Regions from separate parts of the Homo sapiens genome. Here region 2 is linked to region 1. A link is an interaction called in ENCODE POLR2A ChIA-PET data of the cell type or tissue named here. Cell type or tissue: GM12878. All regions are shown on one strand. Each heading gives the region's core, and the rest is flanking DNA. Links, peaks and the distances in the headings are about the cores only.

Region 1 (16,144 bases), core at 6,532-10,531:
AACTTCCTTGAAACAAATGATAATGGAAACATAATATACCAAAACCTATGGAATACAGCAAAAGCTGTACTAAGAGGGAATTTTATAGCTACAAGTGCCTACATCAAAAAAAGGAAGAAAAACTTTAAATATACAAGCTAACAATGCATTTTAAGGACTAAAAAAGCAAGAGGAAAACAAACTCAAAAGTAGTAGAAGAAAATAAATAATAAAGATGAGAGCAGAAATACAGGAAATTGAAATAAAGAAAATACAAAAGATGAATCAAAAAGTTGGTTGCTGGAAAAGTTAAAACGGACAAACCTTAAGCCAGACTAAGGAAAAAAGAAGATCCAAATAAATCAGAGGTAACAAAGGAGACAGTACAACCGATATCACAGAAATCCGAAGAATCATTAGTGGCTACTACTAGCAAATATATGCCAATAAATTGGAAAACTTAGAAGAAATAGACAAATTCCTAGACACATACAACCTACCAAGATTGAAACATGAAGAAATCCAAAACCCAAACAGACCAATAATAAATAATGAAATTGAAGCCATAATTAAAAGTCTGACAGTAAAGAAAAGCCATGACCCAATGGTTACACTGTTGAATTCTACCAAACATTTAAAGAAGAACTAATACCAATCCTACTGAAACTATTCCGAAAAATAGAGGAGGGGGAATACTTCCAAACTCATCCTGCAAGGCCAGTATTACCCTAGTACCAAAACCATAAAAAGACACATCAAAAGAAGAAAACTAAGGACCAATATCCCTGATGAATATTCATACAAAAATCCATAACGAAATACTACCAAATTGAACTCAACAACACATTAAAAAGATCATTCATCATGACCAAGTGAGATTTATCCCTGGGACACCAGAATGGTTCAACATATACAAATCAATCACCATATATCGTATCAACAAATGAAGGACAAAAACCATATGACCATTTCAATTAATGCTGAAAAAACACTGATAAAATTCAACATCCCTTCTAATAAAAACCCTCAAAAACATGAGTATAGAAGAAACACACATCAACATAATAAAAGCCATATACAAAAGACCCACAACTAGTATCACACTGAATGGGGAAAAACTGAAAGCCTGTCTTTTACGATCTGAAACATAACAAGGATGCCCACTTTCACCACTATTATTCATTATAGTACTGGGAGTCCTAGCTAGAGCAATTAGACAAGAGAAAGATATAAAGGGCATCCGAATTGTAAAGGAGAAGTCAACTTATCCTTGTTTGCAGATGATATGATCATATATTTGGAAAAACATAAAAAATCCACCAAAAAACTATTAGAATTGATACTATTAAGAACTGACTAATTCAGTAAAGTTGCAAGATACAAAATCAACATACAAAAATAAGTAGCATTTCTATATGTGAAATGTGAACAAATTGAAAAAGAAATTTAAAAAGCAGTCCCATTTACAATAGCCACCAAAATAAATAAATAAATACATACCTAGGAATTAACCAAAGAAGTGAAAGATCTCTGTAACAGAAACTATACTATATTGATGAAAGAAATTGAAGAGGATACCAAAAAATGGAAAGATATTCCATGTTTATGGGTTGGAAGAATCAATATTGTTAAAACGTCCATACTACCCAAAGCAATCTACAGATTCAATGCAATCCCTATCAAAATACCAATGACACTCTTAACAGAGATATAAAAAAAACCCTAAAATTTATAGGGAACCACAAAAGACTCAGAATAACCAAAGCCATCCTAAGCAGAAAGAACCAAACTAGAAGAATCACATTAACTGACTTCAAATTATATTACAGAGCTATAATAAACAAAACAACATGGTACTGGCATAAAAACAGGCACACAGAACAATAGAACCGAGAACCCAGAAAAAAATCCACACGCCTACAGTGAACTCATTTTTGACAAAGGTGCCAAAAACATACATGGCAGAAAAGACAGTTTCTTCAATAAATGGTGCTTGGAAACTGGATATATATATGCAGAAGAATGAAACTAGACTCCTATCTCTCACCATATACAAAACTCAAATCAAAATATTGATTAAAGACAAAAATCTAAGACCTCAAACTATGAAATGACTAAAATAAAACACTGGGGAAACTCTCCAGGGTATCGGTCTGGGCAATGATTTCTTAAGTAATACCCCACAAGCACAGGCAACCAAAGCAAAACTGGACAAACGGGATCACATCAAATTAAAAAGCTTCTCCACAGCAAAGTAAACAAGCAACAAACAAACAACCCACAGAATGGAAGAAAATATTTGCAAACTACCCATCTGACAAAGGATTAATAACCAGAATATAAAAGAAGCTAGGCCAAGCACGGTGGCTCAGGCCTGTAATCCCAGCACTTTGGGAGGCGGAAGCGGGTGGATTACCTGAGGTCAGGAGTTCAAGACCAGCCTGGCCAACATGGTGAAACTCCGTCTCTACTAAAAATACAAAAAATTAGCTGGGCGTGGTGGCAGGCACCTGTAATCCCAGCTACTTCGGAGGCTGAGGCAACAGAATTGCTTGAACCCGGGAGGTGGAGGTTGTAGTGAGCCGAGATTATGCCATTGCACTCCAGCCTAGGCAACAAGAGCGAAACTCCATCTCAAAAAAAAAAAAAAAAAAAAAAAAAACTCAAACAACTCTACAGGAAAAAATTAATAATCCAATTTAAAAACAGGCAAAAGTTCTGAACAGACATTTTCAAAAAAAAAACAGACATACAACTAGCAAACACACGTATGAAAAAGTGTTCGGCCGGGCACAGTGGCTCACGCCTGTAATCCTAGCACTTTGGGAGGTTGAGGCAGGCAGATTGAGCTCAGGAGTTTGAGACCAGCCTCGGCAACATGGTGAAACCCTGTCTCTACTAAAATACAAAAACAAAAAATTAGCCAGGCATAGCGGTGTGTGCCTGTAGTCCCAGCTACTCGGGAGGCTGAGGCAGGAGAATTGCTTGAATCTAGGAAGTGGAGGATGCAGTGAGCCAAGATCATGCTACTGCACTCCAGCCTGGCCAACAGAGCAAGACTCCATCTCAAAAAAAAAAAAAAAAAAGTGTTTAACATCACTGATCATCAGAGAAATGCAAATCAAAACTACAATGAGATATCATCTTACTCCAGTTAAAATGGCTTTTATCCGAAAGACAAGCAATAATCAATGCTGGCAAAGATGTGGAAAAAAGAGAACCCTCATACACTGTTGGTGGGAATGTAAATTAGTACAACTGCTATGAAGAAGAGTTTGGACGTTCCTTAAAAAAACTAAAAATTTAGCTACCATATGATCTAGCAATCCCACTGCTAGGTATATAGCCCCAAAAAAGGAAATCAGTGTATCAAAGAGATATCTGCACTCCCATGTTTACTGTAGCACTGTTCACAATAGCCAAGATTTGAAAGCAAGCTAAGTGTCCATTAGCAGACGAATGAACAAAGAAAATGTGGTACATATACACAGTGGAGTACTATTCAGCCATAAAAGAGAATGAGATCCTGTCATGTGCAACATGGATGGAACCAGAGGTCACTGCGTTAAGTGAAATAAGCCAGGCAAAGAATGACAAGCATCTCATGTTCTCACTTATTTGTGGGATCTAAAAATCAAAACAACTGAACCCATGGAAAAAGAAGGATGGTTACTAGAGGCTGGGAAAGGTAGTGGTGGGATGAGGGAGAGGTGGGGATGGTTAATGGGTACAAAAAAACAGGATGAATGAATAAGACCTAGTATTTGACAGCACAACAGGGTGACTATAATCAATTACTGGGGTTCAATCAGGCTGGTGGGAAAAATATTGAAGATAGTTATAGAGACAGACACAAATCTTCTTGGAAGGCCGAGAGTTTGCATAACTTCAGTAATAGACATGGTTGAAGGCAACCTGATCTTTACCTTTAAACAAATTAAACTAGTAATAAAGGAAGGCAGAGTAGTTTACCTAGCTAGCTTGTTTACTCATATAATCTTAAGACTAACCTTTGATGTGCCATGGGTGATTAAGGGCTTTTTACTTGGAAAGTCCACAATGTCAATTACCTCTAATGGTGTTGACTCAAGCCTTTGTTAATTAATCTTACCGCATAAATGCAAGTCTCACTTGCTGATCGAGGTCATGGTCACAACTGTTTACAGAACCCTCCAGGGAGTCTGTAAACAGCTGAGACACCCTCAGCTGGACTGGCAAAACAGAATATCTGTGTGTCAGTGTACTTTATTCATCCGTGGCCGGGTCAGGGTCTATGGGCAGACCCCGGCAGCTGGTGCCCCTGTGTGAGGGGTGCTGCCGCAATCAATAATTTAATTGTACATTTTTAAATAACTAAGAGTGTATTTGGATTGTCTGTAACACAAAGGATAAATGCTTGAGGGGAGGGATACTGCATTGTCCATGATGTGATTTTTACACATTGCACGCCTGTGTCAAAACATCTCATGTATCCCATAAATACATATACCTACTATGTACCCGCGAAAATTAAAAATACATTTTTTTAAAAAAATCAATAAGTAGTACAATTCACTGGTTGTCCTTACTACCCAATTTTCAAAATAACAAATTCTGTTTATTAAAATAGCATTATCATACCTTCTATACAAATTTAAGTTTTATAGTTCTTCCTAAGGAAATAAAAAACAGTAGAAAGCTAAATTTTTATGTGAAATCTGACATATGGATGCCAATCCCCAACATCTGCTATCACCATGGAATTAACCTTTATCAAAATTAGTTTACTTAGAAAATCTTAGTCCACTGTATAGTGTTCTTTACTTCTTTTTTTATAGCAAGAAATACAGCTAAATTGTTTTTCAAATCACACTGAAAAATGGCTTATTACTTTTTATATTTCTGGCTTAACTTTTATTCCATTGACTTTTAACCTACTTAACCAAAAGTATACCAATTAAAATTCAAGGTAAACATAATGTCTAATTCACCTTAAGAAATCCGAAAGAACCATTACAAAATAAGCCTCCAAACTTAGCAAGCATATCAGAATGGCCAGACCCAAGGGAACGTATTAGCAATATTTTCACCTTACATATATGTAAATTTTATTATTACTTCCACATCTGTGGTGCATTAGGTACAACAGTCACCTCTGAACCCTTTACACAGTGAACACATGGTGGACTATTACAAAATTAGTAGCTAGGGTAACATCTTAAGGAATTATTAATAATTTTGTTATCCAGCCAGAGGATAGCTACAGAGTTGGACAAATAAGTTTTCCTAGGAAGATAATAAGGAATGACGGTGAGATACAAGGGAAATGACTTGGAGATGGTCACAAAAAGAATGGGCAAAAGTAGTAACAGGAAAAGATTATATAAAATCTTCTAGAAAAAAAATATAGCAAAAAAAAGTCAAATGAGAATGAAGATGGATGATTGTGAAAGACAGAAAATACTATAAAAGTTCCACTCTTAATTTTCTAAATACAAAATACATTCCTGAAACCTCAAATTCCTGAAACTCCAAAACAAAGTCTAAATAAAACTGAGATGTAGGCCGGGCACGGTAGCTCACTCCTGTAATCCCAGCACTTTGGGAGGCTAAGGCGGGCAGATCATGAGGTCATGAGATCGAGACCATCCTGGCTAACATGGTGAAACCCCGTCTCTACTAAAAATACAAAAAATTAGCCAGGCATGGTGGCGGGCACCTGTAGTCCCAGCTACTTGGGAGGCTGAGGCAGGAGAATGGCGTGAACCTGGGAGGAGGAGCTTGCAGTGAGCCGAGATTGCACCACTGCACTCCAGCCTGGGTGACAGAGCGAGACTCTGTCTCAAAAAAAAAAAAAAAAAAAAAAAACTGAAATGTAGTACTTGACATAGTTTCTAGCTAAAGTAATAACCAACAAAACTGATTCAATTATGTCATTTTCTAAGAGATAAAGAAATAAAAACATCAGGAAAAAAATTAAGACTAATCAGGTCAAGTGGTTACGCATGTAAAACTCAACTATTCAGATAACAGTGGCTAGTTAAATGAGACAAGATAGCTTAGTACATGGGGCACAGAATACAGCCCTGCTCCCAAAAAAATGTCATATAACTTTAAGAAAGCCACTATATCATCTCTAAAGCTAAAATAATGTAGTCTCAGTAAGAATAGTGATACTGCATCAATAATTAATACAGTGTGTTGGGGTTTTTTTCCCTTTCTTTCTTTTTCTGAGACGGAGTTTCACTCTTGTTGCCCAGCCCGGCGTGCAATGGCACAATCTCAGCTCACTGCAACCTCTGCCTCCTGGGTTCAAGCCATTCTCCTGCACAGTGGCTCACACCTATAATCCCAGCACTGTGGGAGGCCAAGGCGGGCAGATCACCTGATGTCAGGAGTTTGAGACCAGCCTGGCCAACAAGGTGAAACCCCGTCTCTACTAAATATACAAAAAAAAATTAGCCGGGCATGGTGGCGGGCGCCTGTAACCCTAGCTATTCAGGAGGCTGAGGCAGGAGAACACAACGTTTTCTGAGTGAGGAGACACTATGGAAAGAGAACAGGTTCCTGGCTTCTAAAAAGAGAAAAAAAGTATTTATTAACCAAGTTATTTCAATATATTTAAAAAAGTCTTATCTTCCTTCCCCTAGAATATAAGAAGCTGACAAAACCACATGACAATTATGAAGACAGGTATTATTGCTTGAATCTGGGTCACTAAAATTATTAGCTGTTCAAGTGAGATAAAAGAAAGGGGAAACATCAATTATCTAGAAGTCTACATTTTCTTTGCTGTTAATGTGAAACATATCCCACACAAAACCATTCAAATAAGATATATATCCCTACATTTGAGTCTCCAGGAACAGGTCCTTTGAAGCAAAGATTGGACAAATAGTTAAAATTATTTAAACAATTCCTGATCACCAAATGTCAACAAATTTAGTTAAAAAAAATTTTTAATCCATACAGTTAACATCCTACTTTAATATTTTTTCCTAAAAAAGAACATGAAAGTTCAACTAATACAAAAAAGCCTCGCAGTTTTAAAGAAGGGGGTGTAGGTGGGAGAAGTAAGAAATTCAAACAGCTTCAAGGACAAAAAGCATGTCCCACACCAGAACATATTTACAACTCTTCAACTTGAATTCAACTAACATCCAACTGCGGCAATCAGCCAAGCTTGGCAAATTAAAATAACAGTAATTTTGACAGATTATCTTCTATAAATATTCAAATATGAACATTTGTGTTCACGCAAAGGTCTCCATATGCCAATCAAAATGCTTTGTTAAGGATCCTAACATTGAGCTTTTTTCTTCACCCATCTGTAGGAATCCCCTGAATCCTTAACTTCCATTTTAACTCTCTCACCCCAGCTAATTGTGAGACACATTATCTGTCTAGTTGTAGCCTGAATTAAAAACTTAAGGATAACATTCACATAGTATCAACAGACAAAAGGAACCTAGAACCTTTCAAAATCTAGGTCTGTAAAGACAAAAGGAAAGATCCAGGAAGGCAGGGAGGGAAGGGCAGAGAGAGGCTCTTGAAGGATGGCAACCAAATGAAAGATTACCTTTCTATTTGTGTTAGCAGATAGAAATTACTGAAAGTAAAATCTAGATGTAAAGAGAAATTAACAATTTCATAAATTTGGGCTCTATTCAAAGTTTCATTTGGCTCAAGGCAAGATGCTGTGTTTTAATGACAAGTTTAAGTATATGAAACTGTCAAAAGCAGAGAAATGCCATCAGTATGAAATTCACACTAAACACACTTTTTGAAATCTGCAGATGTCCTATCATCAGGAACAATCAATAAATAAGAGTAACAATGGCTTTAATGAAAGCAAGTTATCTGATGCATGAATTTGTTAATTGTTCTATTCTGTCCTCCATTACTCAGTTTCCCTTAAATATGTACACAATTACCAAGCAGTCTCACGCCTTCCAGGAAAATTACAAGTGATAGGCACATTTCTGCATTCAGGGCAGCATTATATTATGGAAGAAAATTTAACCTATTCAGAAGCATATATTTCTCTGATCCTACCTGGAAAGAAACAGCTATAAATAGCTCTACTAAAATTGCTCAAAATATTTCTAGACGGGCAGGCTTACAATAGAAACTCTTACTTTATGATCACTCACCACTCAACCATCCAAGTCCAACACTGGATCTAAGCCAAACCAGTAGTTCTCAAGGGAGGGAAGGGAGTTAAAAAAGTCTGGTCTAGGGACCAGTAGCTCCAGCCTCCCCTGGGAGCTTGTTAGAAATGCACAATCTCAGGCCTTACCCAGGGACATATTGAATCAGAATCAGTATTTTACCAAGATCCTCAACTGATTCATATACACATTAAAATTGAAGAAGCTCTGCAGGAGGGGGAATTTTTGAATGAGTAAAAAAGGCATAATCTTTTCAGAGGTTGGTTACCACTGCAGACCACTGTTTGGCTAATAAGCAACCAATTTTAAAACTTTGTTTATGGGTAACATCATTACTTTTACCATTATTTATTTTACATTTTAAATAAGGGCTTTTAAAAAACAGAAATACCTCAAGAGGCAAAGAAGGAGTATCTAATGATTAAATGTAAGTTACCAAAAAAAGCTGTAACAGAATTATCTCAGAATAAGTGGACCCGGGCCGGGCACGGTGGCTCACACCTGTAATCCCAGCACTATGGGAGCCTAAGGCGGACAGATCACTTGAGGTCTGGAGTTCGAGACCAGCCTGGGCAACATGGTGAAACCCTGTCTCTACTAAAAAGACAAAAATTAGCCAGGCATGGTGGTGGGTGCCTATAATCCCAGCTACTCGGGAGGCTGAGGCAGGAGAATCACTTGAACCTGGGGGGTGGAGATTGCAGTGAGCTGAGATCCCACCACTGCACCCCAGCCTGAGTGACAGAGTGAGATTCTGTCTCAAAAAAAAAAATAACAATAAATAAGTGGACCCAGCCAGGCATGGTGGCTCACACCTGTAATCCCAGACCACTTGGAGGCCAACATGGGTGAATCACTCGAGGCCAGGAGTTCGAGACCAGCCTGGCCAACATAGCAAAACCTCGTCTCTACAAAAAATACAAAAATTAGCTGGGTGTGGTGGCAGGTGCCTGTAGTCCCAGCTACTTGGGTGGCTGAGGTGAGAGGACTGCTTGAGTTTGGGAGCTCGGGACTACAGAGAGCCAAGATTACACCACTATATTCCAGCCTGGGCATCAGAGCAAGACACTGTCTCAAAAAAAAAAAAGAAAGAAAAGAAAAGACAAAGTAGACCCGTCTCATGCCCCCTCCCCCATCACATTAACTAAACAAATTAATTTTTTAAATAATAATAACAACTTTCCTTCCAAACCCTCAGCATTAAGAATATCTGGGTCTGGGGTCCAAGTAGCTAGGAAAAGAGACCAAGAGACCAAAGGCCTATGGCCTCCTTTGACCAGAAGAGAAGGCTATATATACTGGTTATTCAGCTATTTTCTCTCAGATCCAAATCTACCCTTTAATACTCATCTTTGTAATACTGAAAATAAAACTCTGAAAACTACTTTTCTCTTCTGCAGCTAGCTTCCTCACACTGCCAATAAGGACACTAGAGGGAGAATGCAGTACATGCTTTTTCCAGTCAGCATTGCCCAGCATAGATCCTCCACCCCAGCAGTAGCAGTGATAACCACCAGCTTTTTCTGGCACTCTCAGAAATTCCCCTCAGACATACCAACAGCTGTCAGGAAGTACCCCCTCCAGAGGTTTTGAACCCCAATTCTATGAGGTCCCAACTCCAAGTTCTTATTTCCCCCTCAACCATATGAATAGTGGCTAATTCCTGCAAATATTGTCTCTGTGTTACCCCAGTGTTCCCTGTTTGCTTTTTCAGCCCTCCAATACCTGTATAATCCCTTCCCTGTATTAAATTTTCTGGGCTGAAATTTTTTGTTTTTGTTTGTAATTCTGTAGAGACAGGTCTTACTATGTTACCCAGGCTGGTCTCAAACTCCTGGTCTCAAGAAATCCTCCTGCCTCGAGTATTTAGTGTGGACTGTTTTCCTGACCTGATCCTAACTGAGCCATCATGGCTAGATGGAATAAAATTTAACATGATCTTGATCGCTTTGGAAAACGGTCTTCCCAAACATGGTAAGTCCATAAGAAAATATTTACTGCCTCTCCTCCAAAATAGGTGCAAGATGGGAAATGGATACAAGAAGCACAGTTGAGGAAGAAAGAAGAAGCATAACCTAAGAAAGGAATATATTGAAACAAATATCATGGCATAAAACACATTTTAACCCTGAAAAACATAAAGAAAAGGCCAATAAAAAGTCTGAAGCAAATACAAGTTTTCAACGCTAATGAAAACCACAGATTTTTAGATCTATATTCTTCTGCCTCTGCCATTGTTCAGTTTTGTTACAGCAGTTTTGTATCTAGTTTGGGTTATTACACTTTAAGGAGACTATTGAGAAATTAGGGAAAGTCCAAAGAAGACTATACAAATGATGAAAAGGGATAGGAAATAGGATCCATAAAGAAAGGTTCAACAGTCAAACCTTTTAGTCTAGCGAAAAGAAAACTTCAGGCCAACATATTAACTGCCTTCCAGTTTAAGAGTTCTAACCAGCTGTCCACCATCATCTCTACAGAGGAAATGAGCTTAAAATGGAAGACAACAAAGTAAGAGAAGACCTAAAATGTAGCTTCTTAGCTTATGACTCTCCTTCAGATAACTAAAGTGGTGGCTCTTAATGCTAGTTTCACAAGAGAATGATCCAGGATATTTTTACCGAAAGAAAAAATGATGATGATGATGACGACAATGATGACGACGATGATGCCCAGAACCCCAAAGGCAAAGCTCTAATTTAACTGGTATGACACAGAGCCAAGGCATAAAGAACAAAAAATATCTAAGTGTTTATAATATACTGAAAGCAGGAATGAGAACCACTTAATGGAACACTGCATAACTGTGCTACTCAAAGTGTGTTATAAGAATGAGCTACATCCAGATTACCAACAGGAGCTTGTTGGAAAGGTAACATCTCATCCTATTCCAAAACTACTGAATAAGAATCTACATGTTATTATGATCCCTACACAATCCCATATGCACATTAAAGTTTGAAAAACATTGTTCCATAACAGTTTGAAAGGGGCGTTAAGTGTGTATGTGAGACCAAACACCAGCCTAAAAATAACTAAGCTGAATTTTTCTGAGCTTTTAAATATAAAAATTTTTTTACCCTAAGGTCAATTAGAGTTTACTAAGAAGACTATTTTAGAGAGTGAATAATACTTATAACTAAATATTCAACACATACTATTTGCTGGCATTTTTTTTTTTTTTTTGAGACAGGGTCTTGCTGTGTTGCTCAGGCTGGAGTGCAATGGTACAATCACAGATCACTGCAGCCTGGATAGACCTCGATGGACTCAAGCAATCCTCCTGCCTCAGCCTCCCATGTAGCTGAGACTACAGGCACACACCACCGCACCAGCCTAAGTTTTTCATTTTTTATACATATGAGGCCTCGCTTGTTGCTCAGAATTATCTCGAACTCCTAGGCTCAAGTAATCCTCCCACCTCGGCCTCCCAAAGTGTTGGGATTACAGGCACAAGCCACTGCACCCAGCCCATTATTCTTTACAAATTGATTTAATCATCAACACACCTATAAAGTAGATATTTATTAATAATTAGTTATGGCAAAATAAGATATTAAATAATTTGCCCCATGTACTACTTAAAAAAAAAAGTGGTAAACCTGAGACTTGAGCTGTACTCTGTTTGAGGGCCTCTACTTAACCACAAAATAATTCTAGTTTATCAACACCATCCCCAAACATTCTGAAATCATTCAGAATGAAAGTATAATAACTGGTAATGAAAATGCTATAAGGGTAAAGAAAAAATTAGTGTGCTCTTCTCTGGTTAAAAAAAAATTCAGCCAGGTATGGTGGTGTGTGTGTGTGTCTGTAGTCCCAGCAACTTGGGAGGTTGAGGCAGGAGAATCACTTGAGCCTAGGAGTTTCAGGCCAGCCTGGGCAACATACAGTGAGATCACTGTCGCTTGAAGAAAAATTTTTGGTAATAACCACTGTTATTTATATTTGGGAAGTAACTGAAATCCTATGTTGGGAGACACGTTCTTACCCAATGCCTCCTTAATTCATCCCTACAACTATTACTACTTCCACAACCATTACCACCACTACAACCCTCAGAAAAGTAATGTACATGAGGCTATAATTATTTTTCACAATGAAAGAGGCATGACATAAATTTAGTCTGATTTTTCTCCTTCTCTGTATCCCACTGCTTCCAACCTCTAAAAAAGTCTACTGTTTCCATCTGCTACTATAGAACCAAAAATTCCTATTTCAGTAAGACCCAAATGTTACTTCTGAAAATATTGAGGAAAACTTGTAAAGGAGAAGTCAGACAGAGACTGTCAGTAAAAAGCCTACTAGAAGTTTTAACAATTCATTGAATTCTAAATAGCATGAAAGAATAGTCAAAATTCTCAGAGATAAATAACATTGTTGTACTGGCAGATAGATTGAGTTTAAAATATGCAAAATTATATTCTATGAGTATTTAAAGCAGAGCATTACTAACATATTTTGGCTTCATTCAGTACAAGCACATTCCAAAAAAAAAGCATACAATACCTTTTTAATTAACAATGACACAACAAACCCTGGTGACCTAGTTTCTGATAATGAACAAAACTACAGATATTAAAAATACAGTTACTTAACCCATAAGAATTATTAAAGTGGATACTGGAGCCAAAAAGATTTGTGGGCTAAAGATACCAATGCAAAGACTCACTGAAATTAGTCTTCCAAACACTTAAGTTTAAAATTATGACGTGAGGCAATTTATTGGTTCCTTTGAGTAAGATTTTACTTGAAGAATCTAAAAAAAATAAGGTCATGTGAAGCACTGTGGGGATACAACTTGATTTCCTAAAAAGTCGAGTGAGACTTCCCAGGAAGGCAAAGATAAAACTCAAAAGAATAGACAGATAAAATCTAAAAGAGCGTTCTTAGGGAGCAAAGCAATAGTAGAAAACACAGAGGCTGAGCATTCCTGATTATTCTTTCATTAAATAATATGACTAATAAAATGACTCTGACCAAAACTCCCTGAAAATTTCTATCTGCTTTGAAATCTTATTAGTTATATAAATTATTTGTAGTTATGCTTTTCTTCTAGTTAGCAGCAGAAAATCGCTCCCTTCCCCTCTCCACCTAGCTTCATAACAGCACATTCTCAATCTGCTCTCCTTTCCCACCCTATTCGGAGACTATAAACTGAGTAAAATATGACATATTTTATAGTAAATTGAGACTATTTTACTCATAGTCTCAACAATCATTTTGTTTGAATAACTGAATAAAATGATATATTCATTTTAAAATACTCCAAATAAGTAAATTGTATTTTATAAATTTTAATATTTTAATATTTACTAAACATTAGCTGAATGAATGTCACCACCCATTAAACTCTTATAACATACAAAAATCACATATATGTAAACATTTAAATGGAAAAAATTTACCACCTCCATTACCAATAAAATGGAAAGCTCATTACATCAAATAAAAATATTTAAAAATCATTAGAATCATTTTTTAATCATCGGGAAGAATAAATTAAAAAGATGATTCAAAAACTTCATAGAGAATAAGAATTATGATTAAGCTTATAAAACTGCAGGGTCTGGGCTCCACGGCCAGAGATCCTGATTCAGACTCAGAGTTTCAGATGACAAACACAAAACTCTACATTTTAACAAGCTTCCAAGGTAATTACCATGCAGATTATCCTTGAACCACACTCTAGTAAATATTTCACCTTCAAACCACTGTCAACTTCCAAACAAGTCCTTCAGATCTGATCAAAATGCCCATTCCCATCTTTCATCTTAGGAACATCAACTTCTGATTAAGGAATCAACATATAGAAAAAGTAATAGCAACCGGTTACTGGACATATATTACCGTTGGAAATGAACTTTTACATACTCTAATATACACATACAAATTAAATTATATACTGCATATGAAGTATGTAACACAGTGTCTGGCTGGAATAAATAAATGCTCAATAAAAAGAGCAGCATTTATCCTTAAACTTCATCACAACCCTAGGAGGTGGTTGCTATTATTTCCAATTTGCAGTTGAGGAAACTGAGGTCTAGTAACTTGCCCAATGTCACAGGGGTAGTTAAGGGTCAGAGACAGAATTCAAGACAACCCATGTGACTCCAAAACCTGAACTCTTTAATCTAGGCTAACTTTCTGAAGCACCACGGCAACAACAGCAAGCACAAAACCACTCCACAGCCATACCCCATAGAAGAATTTTCCTGAGTCATACCAAGAAAATCATGGCCAGAGTCCATTCTCACACTGCTATGAAGAACTGCCCAAAATTGGGTAATTTATAAAGAAAAGAGGTTTAATTGACTCACAGTTCTGCATGGCTGGGGAGGCCTCAGGAAACTTACAATCATGGCAGAAGGGGAAGAGGCATGTCTTACATGGCGGCAGGCAAGAGAGAGCGAGTGGGTGAAGGAGGAACTGTCAGACACGTATAAAACCATCAGATCTCATGAGAACTCACTAACATGAGAACAGCATGGGGGAACGACCCCCATGATCCAGTCACCTCCCACCAGGTCTCTCCCTTGACACGTGGGGATTATGGGGATTACAATTCAAGATGAGATTTGGGTGAGGAGACAAAGTCTAACCATATCAGATACTCTTATAAATGTTCCTATATGACTAAAAGTGAAAGAAGGGCAGTCATAGGACTATGATGGGTTGAGGTTGCTAAAAATGTTTAATGTTTCACAGCACTTGAGAATTACAAATTAGGAAATCTATGTAATAATAATTCTAAAAGGAATATGACTGAAAATATGTTAAAGGAATCTATTCCAAAATCACTCAGGGTTAGCTTTTTAACTCAAAGATGGTACAAACTCAGTCTTATGGTTCTCCACATCTAGGCAGCCTCAAGGGGGCCAACTAAGAGACTTATTTCCTCCCCTCAAAATATAAACATAATTAGTATTTACTTCAAAGTTATCTATTTAACGTGATTTTTTTCTACTTAAATTTTTCTAAAATCTGATTATGTTCCTAATGATTAATTTTTTGTGTCTAAATTTATTTTTTAAAACACTACACTTTCCTAAAAATGTCTGTTTCTCCCCTCATCTCAAGTTCCTACTAAATGGTTTTCTTCCTTCCAAGTGTATTTCTAGCTTGTCTATTCCCACCACCTATCCCCAAAATGGTAAGCACTGGTTTCCAAAATACCTCCTTACCCCTACTTGAACCAAGACTACATTCACAACAAATATAACACAATTAGTCATAGCAAAAAATATTATATACTGATAACATTAGCATATTACAAATTCAGAAAATGGAAAAATGATAAGTGTGTTTTATTCTGCTAAATTATATAGAAAACTTGTATTTTAACCTGGTATCTCTCAATTAGCAATACAAATCCTATTGCTGTTGTTTAGTTTTTTAAACCCTACAAATAGCTAAGATTTTTAAAAATTAAATATATTATAATTAGGCTCTTAGCCAAATAAAATATGATACACAGATAAAGAGCAATATACAAATGGACCATACCCCGGAGGAACACATAACTCCCATTTGTTCACACTCTCCTTAAAAGAAACAAAATATCCAGTACTACTACATCCAAACCAGAGGTGATGATTCACCAGAGTGCTCCTGCCCAAGGAACCCCAGTGCAAGAAGCAGCAGCCAAAGTGAAAACTCTGCTTGAGACCTGTTCATTTAATATGTAAAAACAGGTATCTCAATTACCTAACTTTTCACAAAGAATACATGACTTTTTTTAACTTTCATAGTTAGAAAAGATTTGCTATAGTTTTTTAAATGTGATTATTTAATTTACTGGGTTTTTTTTTTTTTTAAGGGAAAAGCAAACTTCAGTAATTCCTGCCTGAGGAATGAAACTATAAACATATTAAATCCTATAAAAAGAAAAAAAAAGGTTCTGAAAGGTTCCAGAAAGAGGTACAAAGTCCCTAAACCAACAAACACCATGTTTCACACTAAGTAAGAACTGTGTGCCTCTCCTCCAGAGCTCTATCTAGAGAAAAAGCATT
Region 2 (16,144 bases), core at 8,180-12,179, 60 kb after region 1:
AAGACACAGACAAAAAAGACCCAAGTTGAACATCTAGAAATAAAAACTAGAACGTTGGAAGTCCTCTACCTGACATACCTGTTGAATTATGAAGTTTTTTTGTCTGATGGATTCAGGCCCTACTCCTAACCATGTGTGAGCTCTAATTATTATATTATTCCCTCAATTCCTTTTTGGTGGTTCTTCCGCAGCTTCCCATAGTTTCCTTACAGGCATGTATTGATCAGTAGTCAATTGAATTATTGAAAGCAATTTCTACAGATCTGTGAATTTCTGTCTCTTGCAGCTTTCTCCTTTCTCATACTCTACCTTGTGAACTCTAGCTGCCTTGGCCCCCCAATCTCCCAGCTAGCTCTACCTCTTCAATACAGAGAAATCTCTAGGCTCCTCCTGGGTTCCACTGCTTTGTTCCATCCCTACAAACCCTCTCTAGGTGTGAGCTAGAGCAACCGCATGATCTCGCCTAATTTGTTTCCCATCCCTTGGGGATCAATGTCTTTTGCTGCTTGACGGCAAATGTCTTGAGAACTGTGGTTTCATTATTTCGTCCCATTCTTTAGTTGTCTTAGGTGGAAAGACCATCCCTATTAGTCCATCTTACCTGGAAACACTGTATTTTAAAGGGGGACTATGAACTTAATTAACTTTGTGACAGCACTGAATGCTGAAATTTTCTAAAAATTAGATGTATTCAATAAATACCACTTATATGTCAATAAGTTATCCTAAAGCAAAGAAGCATAAATAGGATCTAAGAATGAGAAGGAACTCATATGAAAACAAAATATTACCATAGGAGAAACTAAAGATATTTAAGAAATGCATATTATTGACAGGAACGGGGGACAGAGAAATTCTAGGCAGAAAATGGTGGGTCCCCAGCATAACCTCACCCTCAAGCCAAAAAGCCTGTAACCATGGCCCAAAGTGAGAGCTTATATCTCCGTTTTCTGGCTCAAATGTTGCCTTTTCCTAAATCACCCACGGTCCTGCCCCATCCCATCCTGTGCCTATAAAAACCCCAGACTCAGCTGGTAGACAAGACGATGGCTAGATATTGGAGAGAGGTGGCTTGACTTCAGAAGGACAGCTTGATGGCATTACTACAGAGAAGAATCTTGCCAGAGATGGCTGAACTTCCCAGGGGAAGATTACCTACCCACCCTGTCCCCTTTTCAGCTTCCATTTCCACTGAGAGTCCCTTTCATTTCCAATAAAATCCCCTGCATTTACCATCTTTCAATTCATTCATGTAACCTCATTTTTCCTGGGCGCCAGACAAGAGCTCAGGAGCCACAAGTGTGGATACAAAAGGCTTTCACAGTGGCCCTTTGGCCTCACTGGCAGAGGGCTGCCACTTCACAAAAAGAAGGCAAAGGGTCCACTGAGTTGTTAGCACTTAAGCTGTCCACGGACAGCGGAGCTAAAAGAGCACTGTAACACACCCTCTGGAGCTTCAATAGTCGCAGGCACCCGCTCCTGGACACTGCTGTGGGGCCTGCAGAGAGTTCACTCCTGCTGTGGCTAAAGCATCCGGCCGTTCCGGCACCCACTCATATGCGCACTCCCTCCTGCGAGGGGCAGAACGCAGTGGGTCTGAGTGAGTGGAGGTTGAGCCCTCTGGCGCCAAAGCAGCCGGCTGGTTTCAGTACTCATTCACTCCAATTCCCACACCCGTTCACTTGTGCACTCCCTTCCACAAGGAGTTAAGAGTGGTGGGCTGGGGCAAGGCGCAGTGGCTCATGCCTGTAATCCCAGCACTTTGGGAGGCTGAGGCGGGCGGATCACGAGGTCAGGAGATCAAGACCATCCTGGCTAACACGGCAAAACCTCGTCTCTAACAAAAATACAAAAAATTAGCGGGGTGCGGTGGCAGGCGCCTGTAGTCCCAGCTACTAGGGAGGCTGAGGCAGGAGAATGGCGTGAACCTGGGAGGCGGAGCTTGCAGTGAGCGCCACTGCACTCTAGCCTGGCCGACAGAGGGAAGACTCCCTCTCAAAAAAAAAAAAAATAGGGTGGAAGGGTGGTAGGCTGGGTAAACAAGGCACCCCTGTTGCGAGTCCCACAAAGGAGTCAGGGAAATATCCTGCTTCATTACGTAATAGAAAAAAATGATTAACCATGAAAGTTTACTTTCATGATAGGTGAATATCAACAGCATCCAAAGAATAAACAATATCCAGTAATCAGCAATAATAAAAACCCAACGTAAGAAAAACCCCATTTTAGAAAAGATACAAACTGAAAGATTTCTCTGAGAAAAAGAAATATACCTGAAAAGATACAACCAAGAGTGCAGCATATAATATCATATCCACATCAAATATATGGAAGAAATTATTCACTTAAGAAGAAATGCTATACTTGCTTATCGTTAGTGGAACTAGAATTCAGTCGAACGTTACAAGATCTGCTGTAGACTAACTGAACATGAACATAATAAAGGAAGAGAAGTAAAACGATAAGTATAAGTTTTCAGGAGAAACAGAATACCTATAGAACTAAATAAACATCTTAAGTTATCTCCATGATAGAAAAAAGAAAGCATAAAGAAAGAAAAATGTTAGACTTTAAAATAAAGAAGTATAAAATAAAGAGGCTAGGAATCACAGGTTTTATTTTCAATCTGTAATATTGAACAGAGTCAGTCATTTTTACCCACACCATTAGGAAGAAAGACAACTGTGAGCTAAACTGAAGGTACCCTAGATGAGGAAAGAAAAACAGCAAATGGCCCATTGAGTCTCATCTTCAAAGAAATACATCTTGTTCTAAAAAAGGAAACCACACACACATGCATACATATGCACACAAAATCACATATGAAATGAAGAAGAACCCAAAGTCATGGGAAAACATGTTTAACAGATGACAAAAATTAACTCTATCAGTGGTGAAATTGGTCATTTTTAAGAAAAAGAGAAAAGTACTGTGTTGATAATAAAAGGGCTATTTACCCATAAAAAGTGAAAGCTATAAACATGTTTTAAAAGCTAAGTATGACTCAGGCACTACTGAGTCTTGTAACACTGATGGTCCTAAGGCCATTCTAGGTTTCCCCAAAGCTGGACTTCAAACAGGGAGATGCTTCAACCAAGAAAGTGAGCTTTCCACAGTGAAATAGGGTAAGGCAGGGGTGGCGACAGCCTAGAAGAGGCTGCTCACTATGAAGAATTTTACTATTGAAAATTTATCAACCTAAATATAGTATGGGGTATGCTGCTCATGGCTAAGATAAAAATGCAGTAAGGCAGGACCTCAATGTCTTCTAGCTATGGGCCAATGTTAAGAGAGAAAACACAAGAAGGATGAAAGCCTCAGAAGAGAAAAGCACACTGACAATGGTATATTGCTTCCTTTCCTTCTCCTTTCTCTGTAGTGTTGATATTGATATTCTAAGTGACTCCAGTATATCAACGGAAGCCGCATTCTTTCTGTTTTGGCAAAAAGAAAAATAGTTAAGGTAGGTGATACATACTAACAAAAACTAGAGACTAAAATGGATTCTAGGAATAAGTGAACAAAACGAAAAAGTCTGTTTTGTCTGCTATTTCAACAAAAACGAATTCATCATTGTAAGACTGTCAAAGTCATATTTATTGGTAAGCAAATATTTCCTATAATTATTCTAACAATTAACATTACTTTACAGTAAAATAAGTTATAACTAATTTATTCACTACTCCCCTTCCTTTGGTGAAGTTGTCTACATCATCAACATAAACTAGTACTAAATCAACTATATTAAATTTGGTCTAGTTTCTTACCAATTAAAAGGATCTATTTATTTATTCATAATGGTCTAGGTAAATCTGTCCTAAATTTGTAAGTTCTGTTTGACATTACAAAATCAATTCCCTTGTTTTCTCCCTCCTTCTCAAACCAGACTAATATGCCAAAAATCACTAAAACAATTTAAGTGATTTCTGTCATCCTTAATTCATAAATTCATTCATATAAATAGCTGTGTAAAATCACCTAAAATAAAAAATAATCTGAAAATTATAAAGGAAAATCGTATCAGTATCTATTACAGTCAAGATGCTTTTACAGTCATTATCCTTTCAGTTAGTCTGAATTAAGAAGGCAAAATACCAAAATTCCTGTTACAATACCATCACTCTTTCTAAATTCCCATGGGACACAGCTTGAATTTCTAAATCCTTTTCAACTTCCTATACATTGTAACTGTTTATTTTTCCCACCCCATCCCCAAAAGATTGGGCACACCATGAGAACAGAGCCTGTGGTTATTCACCTTTATATCCCTTAGTGATTTCTAGCACACTACCTTAACACATATTATATTTAATAGTTTCTACTCACCAATATCCCTTCTACTTATCTCACAAGGATACTGCAAGGATCAAACAGTACAATATTTATGAGTACTGTGCTTAAAATATTGTGCAGATATCAGATGTATTTTATTTTATTATTGTCTATGATTATTCTAAATCTTAGCTGGAAAGTAGCAATATGCTATAGGGAATGAGAACAGAACAAACGATCCTCCTGATAAGCATGAGTTTGATGGTGGCTCCATTGCCTCCTTTATTCCGCCCCCCCATTCTATAGGTTCTAGACCCACTTACTCATGACCAAAGCTTTCATCACCCCCTGCCTGCATCATCCCAGCACTCTTCACCATACCACAAACATCATCTGGCGTTTTTATGGTTTCTAGTACCAGCTCCACTTCCAGCTCCCAATCTATAGTTCATAACCATTGGATATTTTGGCTACTATCTCTAAGCTATCTCTTACTAGGTAAGATAAAGAGATAGAATCAACAGGTCAGGGGTCTTATGACCTAACACTATCCCTGTGATACTGAATAAATCATGTCTGTTTCTGTGCCTTTATAAAAATACCAATATAAATATGTCACACTGCCTTAGTTGCACTAATTTAGGTAGGATATGAGGAGCCCAGGAGCTGGTTATCGTGCCTTTCAAGAAACACATTCTGGCATTGAGAAACTAATCCCGAAACAGAAACGAAGAGGTTTAGTACTAGTCCCAGCTCTAAACAGAAATTTACTATGTGATCTCAGAAATAACATATCATTATCCCTAGATGTCTAGATATTCTCCTATAATGAAGGAACTGGAATAAATTTTAAAGGTCTCCTCCAGATCTAAAATTCTGAGATGAAAAGCCTATACTGCCATCTTCCAGGGGCCATTAGAATTTTTCAGCTTGTATTTCAATTGAACTTACCACTTGCTACTAAACACGCCAAAAACATTCTAGTAATTCAACCAGACAAGATACCATTTGAAAAAAATGTATGTATTTGAAAAAATGGTATCTTGTCTGGTTGAAGAAAAAAAATTTTCAGAAGAAAAAATTGTTTTAATCTTTTAATTTAATCTTTTGTCAAAACATTCCTTTCCAATCCAAAAAGTCCTTTTCCTTCATTATTATAAAATAAAGGTATTTTCCTATAACTCTTCAACATAAAATGTACAATGATTACACTGCGCCTTGATTTACTGGAAACTAAAAAATGCAGCTTATATTCACCAAGTTTAGTAACAAACTCAAACAAAATTTACTTTCTTTTGGGTTTTTTTTTTTTTTTTGAGAGAGTCTCATTCACTGTCACCTAGGCTGTAGTGCAGTGTGGGACATCCAGCTCACTACAGCCTCTGCCTCCCAGGAGCAAGCGACTTCTGCCTCAGCCTCCTAAGCAGCTAGGATTACAGGCATGCACCACCATGCCCTGCTAATTTTTTGTATTTTTAGTAGAGACCAGATTTCACCACCCAGAAGGGAAAAACATGAAAATAAAGAAAGGTTACAACATTTATAGGATAGCATAGAGAAAATTTTCAGATTATAAGAGCTGAAGAGAGAGAAGAGACAGACAAAGGGGCAGAATGTTTATTTAAAGAAACAATAGCAGAGTCGGGTGTGGTGGTACGTGCCTGTAGTCCCAGTTACTCAGGAAGCTGAGGCTGGAGGATTGCTTGAGCACAGGAGTTCAAGTCCAGCTTGGGCAACATAGCAAAACTCTGCCTGAAAAGTAAGGAAAGGAAAGGGAAACAGAGAAAGAACCTATCTTTACAAAAAAAAAAAGAGAGAGAGGGTGAGGGGCAGGCTCCCACTGGTCAAAGATGTAACAACAATTTGAGCTTCATTAAGCATATTAATTGCAATGAATGAAAATCTAAACATGTTAAAAAAAAAAAAAAAGCCCTAAAACATCTTCACAGGTTTAGATGTAACAATTTCAGTATCTTGAAAACTGGTAAATAAAAATAAAGAATCAAGTATTTATCCTGGCTTTCCTTGTGAATTATACTATTTAATAACCAAACAGTGATGAAGAAAATATTCTATGGAAGTATGCTAAGTAATAAATTAAAAAGAAATAATTTAGAATATCACTATCACTATTTTGCAACCTCCAATGAATTAATCCATCTAAGTAGTGAGTATCAATGGCTGCTAACGTCACAAAGAGAGTCATCCAAACAGCCAAGTGCCTTCTGATGACACACTTCCTATTGCCTTGCCAAAGGGATCACACCTAATTAGGATCAAGCCTCTGAATCCAGCTGAAAATCTACAGGGCATACAGAGAACAGAGGAAAGTGTTAAACTGCACTATTAGTATGCAATCAGCAGAATGCAAACTGTGGGAAACTCTACAAGGCAAACAGCCCAGGGTTCAATAGCTAACTTGTAAGAAAAAGAGACAGATGAGATGGGGGATCTGTAGATTAAAAGGCTTAAAAGACGTATCAAATTCAAAATATACATATATACGTAGTATTACAGTGTCTAAGGATATAGTATCACTTGGGTTATAAAACCAATGAACAGCATTATTTCAATAAATGATAGTTGTTACCTATTTTAAAATGTGAAGCTGTACTAGGTGACCATCCCAATTCTTTGCACATGATTATAGTGCTAATTATTTTAATATGAAAGGTTTTCTAGCTGGGCACAGTCGCTCACACCTGTAATCCCAACACTTTGGGAGGCCAAGGCAGGGGGATCACCTGAGCCTAGGAGTTCAAACCAGCCTGGGCAACATAGTGAGACTCTGTTTCTACTTTTTAAAAAATAAAAAATAAAGGTTTTCTGTGCATCAGTCACTTTTCATACAAATCCTTGAGACGTAAAAAAAATCTAATAGAGAAAACATTAGACAGTATTTATACAAGTTTATTTGACCAGTAGTTAGACCAAATGCCTTATAAAGTAGACACATGTTCAGTTTCTTTGTATGTCTTCCATTTTATTTCTTAAGTTAGCATACAGTAAAACAGACTTTTGGGAGGAAGTAGGAGTATACAGTTCTATGAATTTCAACACATGTATATCCATACTCAGGATACAGAACAGTTCTATCACCCCAAAAACTCCCTCATGCTGTCTCTCCATAGTCACACACCCTCCCCCACCATAACCCCTGGTCCATTTTGTGCTGCCATAACAGAATACCTGAGAGAGGGTAATTTATAAACAACAGAAATTTGTTTCTCACAGCTCTGGAGGCTGGTAAGTCCAAGATCAAGGCGCCAGCATCTGGTGAGGATCTTTCTGGCTGTAAACACTCATGGTGAAAGGTGGAGGACAAAATGAGACAAATGTTACATCCTCACATGGCAGAAAAGCAGAAGAGAGCAAGCCCTTTTTATCCTTTTATTTATTTATGAGACAGAGTTTCGCTCTGTCTCCCAGGCTGTAGTGCAGTGGCGTGATCTCGGCTCACTGCATCCTCTGCCTCGCAGGTTTAGGCAATTCTCTGCCTCAGCCTCCCGAGTAGCTGGGATTACAAGCGCTCACCACCACGCCCATCTAATTTTTTTTGTATTTTTAGTACAGACAGGGTTTCACCATCTTGGCCTGGTTGATCTTGAACTCCTGACCTCATGATCCACCCGCCTCGGCCTCTCAAAGTGCTGGGATTACAGGCGTGAGCCACCATGCCCGGCCGCAAGCCCTTTTTATAACAACATTAATCCATTTGTGAGGGCTCCCCCATATGAACCAATACATACACCTTCCATTGGGCCCCCCTCCCAACACTGTTGCATTGGTGATTAAGTTTCAACATGAATTTTCAGAGGGGACAAAAACATTCAAACCATAGCACTGGATAACCAGTACACATTCTCTACCACTACAGTTTTATTTTTTTGAAAATATCATGTAAATGGAATCAGGAGACTAGCTTTTTTAAAAAAGTATAATGTCTTCGAGATTCCTCCAAATTGCTACAACACACGTATCAACAGTTCATTCCTTTTTATAATTGGTACATCATCCATTGTATGATGTACCATAGTTTGTCCATTCACACATTAATATTTGTCTATATGTACATTACCATTTGGGTTGTTTCCAGTTTTGGGCAATTATGAACAGAGCATTACTGGTTTTTGCAGGAACATGTTTCATTTCCTTGGGTAAATACTTAGAAGTGGGACTGCCAGCTCATATGGTAACTTTATAAGAAACCACCAAATTGTTCTCTGAAGTAGCTGTATACTTTTTTGTATTTCCATCTGCAGGGCAGGAGAGTTCTAGTTGCTCTGTATCTCTGTCAGCTTGCTATTGTCTAGGTTTGTTGGTTTGTTTTTGTTTTGCTTTTCTAATAGGTAAGTAATGGTATCTCGTGATTTCTACTTGCATTTCCTACTGGATAAATAGGTTTATGTACTCAGTTTTTTAAAAGAAATATTACATTTAACTCTACTTGTCAAAGAACTATGTTTACTATTTAGCACCCACTCTGTTAATGAAATGCTTTTATAAACTAAACTAAGCTTGATGTCTTTTCAGAACCATGTGCAACATTAAGAGTTTCAAAGTGGCCTCTCAAGCAATAAGAGAAAGTTTATGCAAATATTTTCAATTTGTTTTACTAAATTAAAATTTTTTATAAACTTTTAGTAAAAACTTATTGAAAACATTAAAAAGCTTGTCAAGTTACTTCTCATCTTTCCAAAAGCCATTTCTACAAAATAACATAAATGTAACATTGTCACTTAGCACTTCTTTAAAGCTTATTTTGTATTAACTCTGCTAAACCCTAAGCATACCAATATTAAGTCAAATGACTCTGAACTCAAGGAGTTTATATTACTCATGATTTTTGAAAATCAACTACTTTTTGGGGTGTCTTTTTTTTTTTTTTTATTAGAGGTCCTGCTCTGTTGCCTAGGCTGGAGAGCAGTGGCACAATCATGACTCACTGCAGCCTCAACCTCCTGGGCTCAAGCAGTCTTCTTGCTTTAGTTTCCCAAGTAGCTGGGACCACAAGCGCACACCACCACACCCAGCTAATTTTTAAATTTTCTGTAGAGATGGGATCTTGCTATGTTGCCCAGGCTGGTCTCAAACTCCTGGCCTCAAGTAATCCTCCTGCCTCAGCCTCCCAAAGTGCGGGATCATAGGTGTGAGCCACTGCACCCAGCCTTGATTTTCAAAACTCTTTTTTTTTTTTTGAGATGGAGTCTCGCTCTGTTGCCCAGGCTGGAGTGCAGTGGCGCAGTCTCGGCTCACTGCAAGCTCCACCTCCAGGGTTCACAACATTCTCCTGCCTCAGCCTCCCAAGTAGCTGGGACCACAGGTGAGCACCACCATGCCCGGCTAATTTTTTGTATTTTTAGTAGAGACAGGGTTTCACCGCGTTAGCCAGGATGGTCTTGATCTCCTAACCTCGTGATCCACCCATCTCAGCCTCCCAAAGTGCTGGGATTACAGGCGTGAGCCACCACACCCACCCCAAAACTCTTCATTTTTTAGAACAGTTTCAGGTTTGCAGAAACATTCTGAAGATAATACAGTAAGTTTCCATATACTACTCCTCTATCCGGTTTTCCCTATTATTAACATCTTATATTAGTATGGTACATTTTCTATACTTAATGAATATTGATATATTAACTAAAGCCCATAGTTTTAAGTTCCTCCTGTCTGTGACAGTTTTATAGATTTCCCTGTTTCTGATGACCACTTTTATGGTGCATGAGTAAGGTTTCCTTGTAGGATGCCCCTCTATACTGTATTCTTAATTTTTTTTTTTTTTTTAATGAGATGGGGTCTCACTCTGTCACCCAGGCCCAACTTGGCTCACTGCAAACTCTGCCTCCTGGGCTCAAGCAATCCTCTCATCTCAGCGTCCCAAGTAGCTGGGATCACAGGCAAGTACCACCATGCCCAGCTAATTTTTTGTATTTTTGGTAAAGACAGAATTTCACCATGCTGCCCAGGCTGGTCTTAAACTCCTAAGCTCAAGTAATCCACCTGCCTCGGCCTCCCCAAGTGTTGGGATTACAGGTGCGAGCCACCACAGCGGGCCTATACTGTATGTATGTATGTATGTATGTATGTATTTATGATGGTCAGTACCTCAAATGTTTGTGCCCTCAAATGTCCACCCTTGGCCAGGCGTGGTGGCTCACTCCTGTAATCCCAGCACTTTGGGAGGCTGAAGCAGGCGGATCATGAGGTCAGGAGATTGAGACCATCCTGGCCGACATGTCTCTACTAAAAATACAAAATACAAAAATTGGCTGGGTGTGGTGGCACATGCTTGTAATCCCAGCTACTCAGGAGGCTGAGGCAGGAGAATCACTTGAACCCGGAAGGTGGAGACTGCAGTGAGCCGAGATCGCGCCACTGCACTCCAGCCTGGCAACAGAGCAAGACTCAGCCTCAAAAAAAAAAAAAAAGTCCACCCTTAGCTGTTTCTGTTTTGCTCTGGATTCATGCTTCTCAATCTGGATGCATCTAAGAATTATCTAGGGAGCCCTCTGAAAACCCAGATTAAATCTGGGAGCCCTTTGAAAACCCAGATAAAATCCCATTAAATCTGAGTAAACATAGGTGGGAACTGAACAATGAGAACAACTGGACCCAGGGTGGGGAACATCACACACCGGGGCCTGTCGTGGGGTTGTGGGAGGAGGAGGGATAGCATTAGGAGATATACCTAATGTAAATGACAAGTTAATGAGTGTAGCACACCAACATGGCACATGTATACATATGTAACAAACCTGCGCGTTGTGCACATGTACCCTAGAACTTAAAGTATAATTAAAAAAAAAAAATCTGAGTAAATACAAACTGATTTTTTTTTTTTTTTTTTTTTTTTTTTGAGATGGAATCTCACTCTGTCACCAGGCTGGAGTACAGTGGCACGATCTCAGCTTACTGCAACCTCTGCCTCCCGGATTCAGGCAATTCTTATGCTTCAGCCTCCCAAGTAGCTGGGATTACAGGCATGTGCCACCACACCCGGCTAATTTTTTTTTTTGTGTGTGTGTTTTTAGTAGAGATGGGGTTTCACCATGGTGGCCAGGCTGGTCTTGAACTCCCAACCTCAGGTGATTAACCTGCCTTGGCCTCCCAAAGTGCTGGGATTAAAGGTGTAAACTACCATGCCCAGACCTGTACTCATTTTTAAACATAAAATAATTTACCTACTAAACAAATCTCACTGTGAACGAAAGCTTGGTTCAAATTTTTTAATAATTATCAACATATATGTATACTTTTCTAAAATTTGTGAAAACAGAAAATGGTCACTATTCTAAGGTTCAATACTATGAATTACAATTAAACTGACATCTGTATTTCAACAACCCTAATCTCTTCTAACTCCACAAACATCCTCTACAGTAGGTCTCCATATATCAAGTAGGGAAAGAAATTCTGAAAGTTACAAAGAAAATTAAAAGTTACCTGCCCCTCTTTAAAAACATATGTATCTTTCCACTTACCCTTCCTAGTTATCTAAATAAGAAATTAACTACTAAAAAAAATCTGTGTAAAATATACTTCAATATAACCAGCTTATATTCATTCTTTTTTTTCCTCTTTTAAGTGGCAGACATAGTTTTGAGTATAAAATGTAGCTCTAGTTTTGCTAGCTTGAATCTAAATTCTAATTCCACAGTTATAAATTGTTGCAGAGGTAAGGAAGTTTCTACTCAGCCTCATTTAGGTGAAGGGTACTTCTCATTTACAATAATTGAGATAATTGGACTATGCTTTAGCTTTTCCCTAATTCTTGGTGTGTTTTATTGCCTGTATTGGTTCTTCATGGACCCAAATAAAATTCTCACTAATACTTGTGACTTACCAATTATACCAACTATAGATGTCTCAAATTTAAGAGTTTAAAAAAAAAGACCTTAGGTGGCCAAAGAAGTCATTTTCCCACAAGAGGAACTCCAGATGGATACAATGTTTAAACTTCATTTTAATTGGCAAATAGAAGTTACACATATGTATTGTGTACAACTGGATGTTTTCATATATGTGTACGCTGTGGAATGATTAAATCAAGCTAATTAACATACCTATTATCTCATATATCCAAGCTTTTTTTGTTTTAATAGTAAGGACACTTAAAATCTACTCTCTAGCTGGGCATGGTGGCATATGTCTGTAATCCCAGCTACTAAGTAGGCTGAGGCAGGAAGATTGCTTGTGCCCAGGAATTCTAGATAAGCCTGGGCAACACAGTGAGATCCCATTTCAATTTAAAAAAAAAAAAAACTACTTTCTAAGCAATTTTCAAGTATACAACACTTTATTATTAACTACAGTCAACCATGCTGTACACTGGATCTCCAGAATTTATTCCTCTAAATACCTGAAACTTTGTACACTTTAACCACATCTCCCCATTTCTCCCCAGCTGACAGCTCCTGGTAATCACCATTATATTCTCTGCTTCTATGAGTCTAACTTTGTTAGATTCTACATATAAGTGAGACCACGCAGTATTTGTCTTTCTGTGTCTGGCTTATTTCACTTAGCATAATGTCCTCCAAGTTCTTCCATGTTCTTATAAATATCAAGACTTCCTTCTCCTGAAAAGCTGAACAGTATTCCACTGTGTGTGTGTACATATATATATATATATATATATATATATATATATATACACACACACACACACATTTTCTTTATCCATTCATGTGTTGATGAACACTTAGGTTGATTCTATATCTTAGCTATGGCAAATAATGCTTTAACAAACATAAGAGATAAGATAATTTTCTATTTGTAAAGAGATCCACGAGCAGAACTAGAGTGCTCAGCACTTACGTGATGGTTTCTCAACACTAGGAGGCTTTTGTGCATATTTTATTGTTGCTATTGGTGTTTAAGGGAGCATTTATTTTCCTTTAAAAGTACTCCACATCCATAGAGAAAAAACTTGTAGTTTCTTTTCCTCTCCATGAAATGCTTTATTAAATGAGTAATTTGTTTGAATAACTGAGACAGTATGAATTATGTACCAGCTAGGAACCCCCTTCAAAGTAAGAAAGGAAATAGTTTCTATCACCCTTTAAAATTTTTTAAATATATTTATTTACATTTAGGAGTATGGCTTTAAAGAAACTTCTGTCCTTCACATGACCCTCCAGTTCAAGTGCCCAACAGAGTCTGACTTGAAATTATCAAGTTACTAAACAAAATATTCTAATTAGCCTATATGAGGTACATGTCCATTCTCTGAGGAAGACTGACTTGTTTCCCTCCATCTCTACTTCTGTTCTGAGTATTATTACTATGATCCTCCTAAACCAGTTTGTCCACATCCTTATAGCCTCAAAAGTAGAGAGGATCTCCTTTCTGCTAGATGCAGTTCTAAAAACCCAGGACAGAGCTGGTATTTTTGCTTACATATCCATCCTTGAACCAATAACTGTGACAGTAACAAGCTTCCATTTGGATCATGTTACTAGGGTAGGGATAGGATGAGTTTTCCAAAAGAGGCAAGTAAAAAGGGGTCTGTTAGTGATCTAGACATATTCTCTAGAGGAACTGCTGGCAGCCAATTAGCCAAACCAATCTGTATCAACTAAAATTGGAGGGCAGGGGAGACTTAATGGACACATCGTTCTTTAGAAATTATATTTTTCATTAGGAAATAAAATATGTGTAACTGTGCTTACACATTCCTTCATATTCCTGTTAAAGTTTCTTTTTAAAAAATTAAAATTTCAGGTGCTACATAACTAGCAATGCATAGCAGCTTCTAACTGCAACACTGTGCCTGTGAACAATCATTATAGAAAATGTGGAGAGCAAGAGAATTCAGGGACTTAGCAGTGGAGAGATGAAACAGCACCAAGAGTTCAACCACAGAACAGGAAGCAGAAGGGAAGATGCCTTAGATGGAGGTGTGAAGGATCGTGGGTTCAGCAATGCATAATAAGAAAATCCAAAATAACTATGGCATAAACAAAACAGAAGTTTATTTCTCTCTCACATAAAATAATCTGATAATACTCCAGAGCTGCTCTACCATGACATAAATATACAGGGTCTTTCCAGCTCTCCATTCTACCATCCTTACAAGTATAGCCCCTATCCTCATGATCTAAGTTGGCAGCTGGAAAAAATGATAAAGAATGGTAAAGCTCTTCCTTTAAATAGACTTCTGGGAAATACCAAATACTTCTACTGACATCTAACTGACCAGAATTTAGTCACAAGGTAGTAACTTGCTACAAGAGAACTTCAGAAATTTGTTCTTTCAGCAAGTGGCAATTGGGCCCTCTATCTAGGTTTCATTAACTTGAGAGAAGCAGAGAATGAATATGTGAGGGGAAAAAAAAAACTGCCTAATTTCTGTTGTAACAGGTCAAAGACAAGAAAGGCAGATGAAGGTAACATGTGAATGTAAACTTTCCTTCTCTAATCTCAAGCTACAAAATGGCTAGACTGAAATATTCTTGATATATTCTTACTTGAGAGAGGAAATGGACAAACAACTTTTGATTTTACTTTAGACAACTTCTTATCCCCTCTCTCCATATTATTATAAAAGCCCATATGAGAAGTAAAAGTGTGAGCCAAAATAGTTTGGGTCAAAGTTTTAAAACCTCTTTACTATACAGAGGTATGAAACCAACATGTCCAACAAACAGAAAACACCAAAGCAGAAATAATTTAAAATCAAAGAAAAAAAATCACTATCACTATAAAGACTCTTCTACAGTTAAGACTTCTACATTACTTCCTAGATCCAGAAACTCAGGCTAAACTCCTCTTCTTTACTCCCTACTCCATTGCTTGCTAAACCTCTCTCCTTGCATCCATAAAGCACATCTAATCTCCTTGGTTCTCCTTCCTTGCTGTTTTAAGGATTTTATTGTAATCACTATGGGTAATAACAAAAAAACATTAAGAAATTATGAAGTTTTTAAAACCTTATAAAATACTCTGGGACCTCAAATATTCTCATTTTACTGGGAAGAACTAATGATGTCAAGTAATATGAATTCATGTACTCTAGTCCCAAAACAGTAAATTGCATTTCTACGACCCTAAACATTAGGTGACGTATTTCAAAGTCTTTCTTTAACACAAGCATGACATGGAGATGGCAGTGGTGGTGTTAGTGGTGATAAGACCAAATTAAGACCTTTGGAGGTCCCAAGTACAGAAAATATAATAGTATAGCCCTCTATTCTCTCCCTATTAAATACAAAATAAAAACAATACTAAACAGCTAACATTTAATCCAATAAATTCTTATTTCTTTCCTAATTCTACTTCAGTATTTTTTTAAATGTTAGGTAGTAAATGCTTTCAATTGTTTTTCAAATTCTTTTCTTTCTGCTTTGCTGATACCCTAAGCTTTTGTTTGATAAAAAGCTGTGGCTAATCAGTACTAAGTGCTAATAAACAGAAGTAAAAGCAGTTGCAACTTGAAGAGGTCTGCTCTACATCAGATATTTTACATGCATTATTTATAATTCTTGTCACATCTATAAAAAGGAGAGATTATCAATCCTGTTTTGCTGATAAAGAATGAACTCAAAGAAGCTAGACAAGATGCCCAAGGTCACTCATGCAGTAAATGGCAGAGTTGAGTACCTGAAATAGGCCTTTATGTCTCCCAGGTCTGATCCATTAGACATACTGCCTGTAGGGCATTTCTTCAGAACTAGCTCCTGGACAAAAATTTCATTTCAGAGAAACATTGAAAAATGCTTTTTAAATGCATCATTTGGTAGTACTCAAATTTTCCATGGAACCTAATCACTGATAATCCTAGATAATAACTGTAAATATATAGCCCAGACTGCTACACTGCACAACTCCAGTAGGAAAAAAGAAAAAAAAATTTTATGTGAATGATGTCCCC

The links. Peaks named below come from ENCODE experiments on the same cell type or tissue, not always from the same donor. Only the 100,000 strongest peaks of a DNase experiment are listed, where the experiment ranks them.
Region 2: POLR2A ChIA-PET joins it to region 1 with 6 read pairs; 5 of 35 experiments call an interaction of 5 or more read pairs at or near these places.

Annotation. Positions count from the first base shown.
Region 1 is chr14:65,494,989-65,511,132 of GRCh38, reverse strand. All of the region lies in intron 2 of FUT8 (fucosyltransferase 8), which reads right to left. Among named protein-coding and RNA genes, the nearest start is that of MIR625, 32 kb to the right of the region's middle. RefSeq lists enhancers at 3,689-4,387, 9,383-9,552, 9,583-9,642. In GM12878, for the core only: a CTCF peak has its summit at 9,552; DNase peaks (open chromatin) are centred at 8,212 and 9,610; H3K27ac peaks cover 2,984 bases.
Region 2 is chr14:65,436,736-65,452,879 of GRCh38, reverse strand. The region is part of intron 1 of FUT8 (fucosyltransferase 8); the gene reads right to left. Among named protein-coding and RNA genes, the nearest start is that of MIR625, 26 kb to the left of the region's middle. In GM12878, for the core only: no CTCF peak of the experiment used is centred there; no DNase peak of the experiment used is centred there.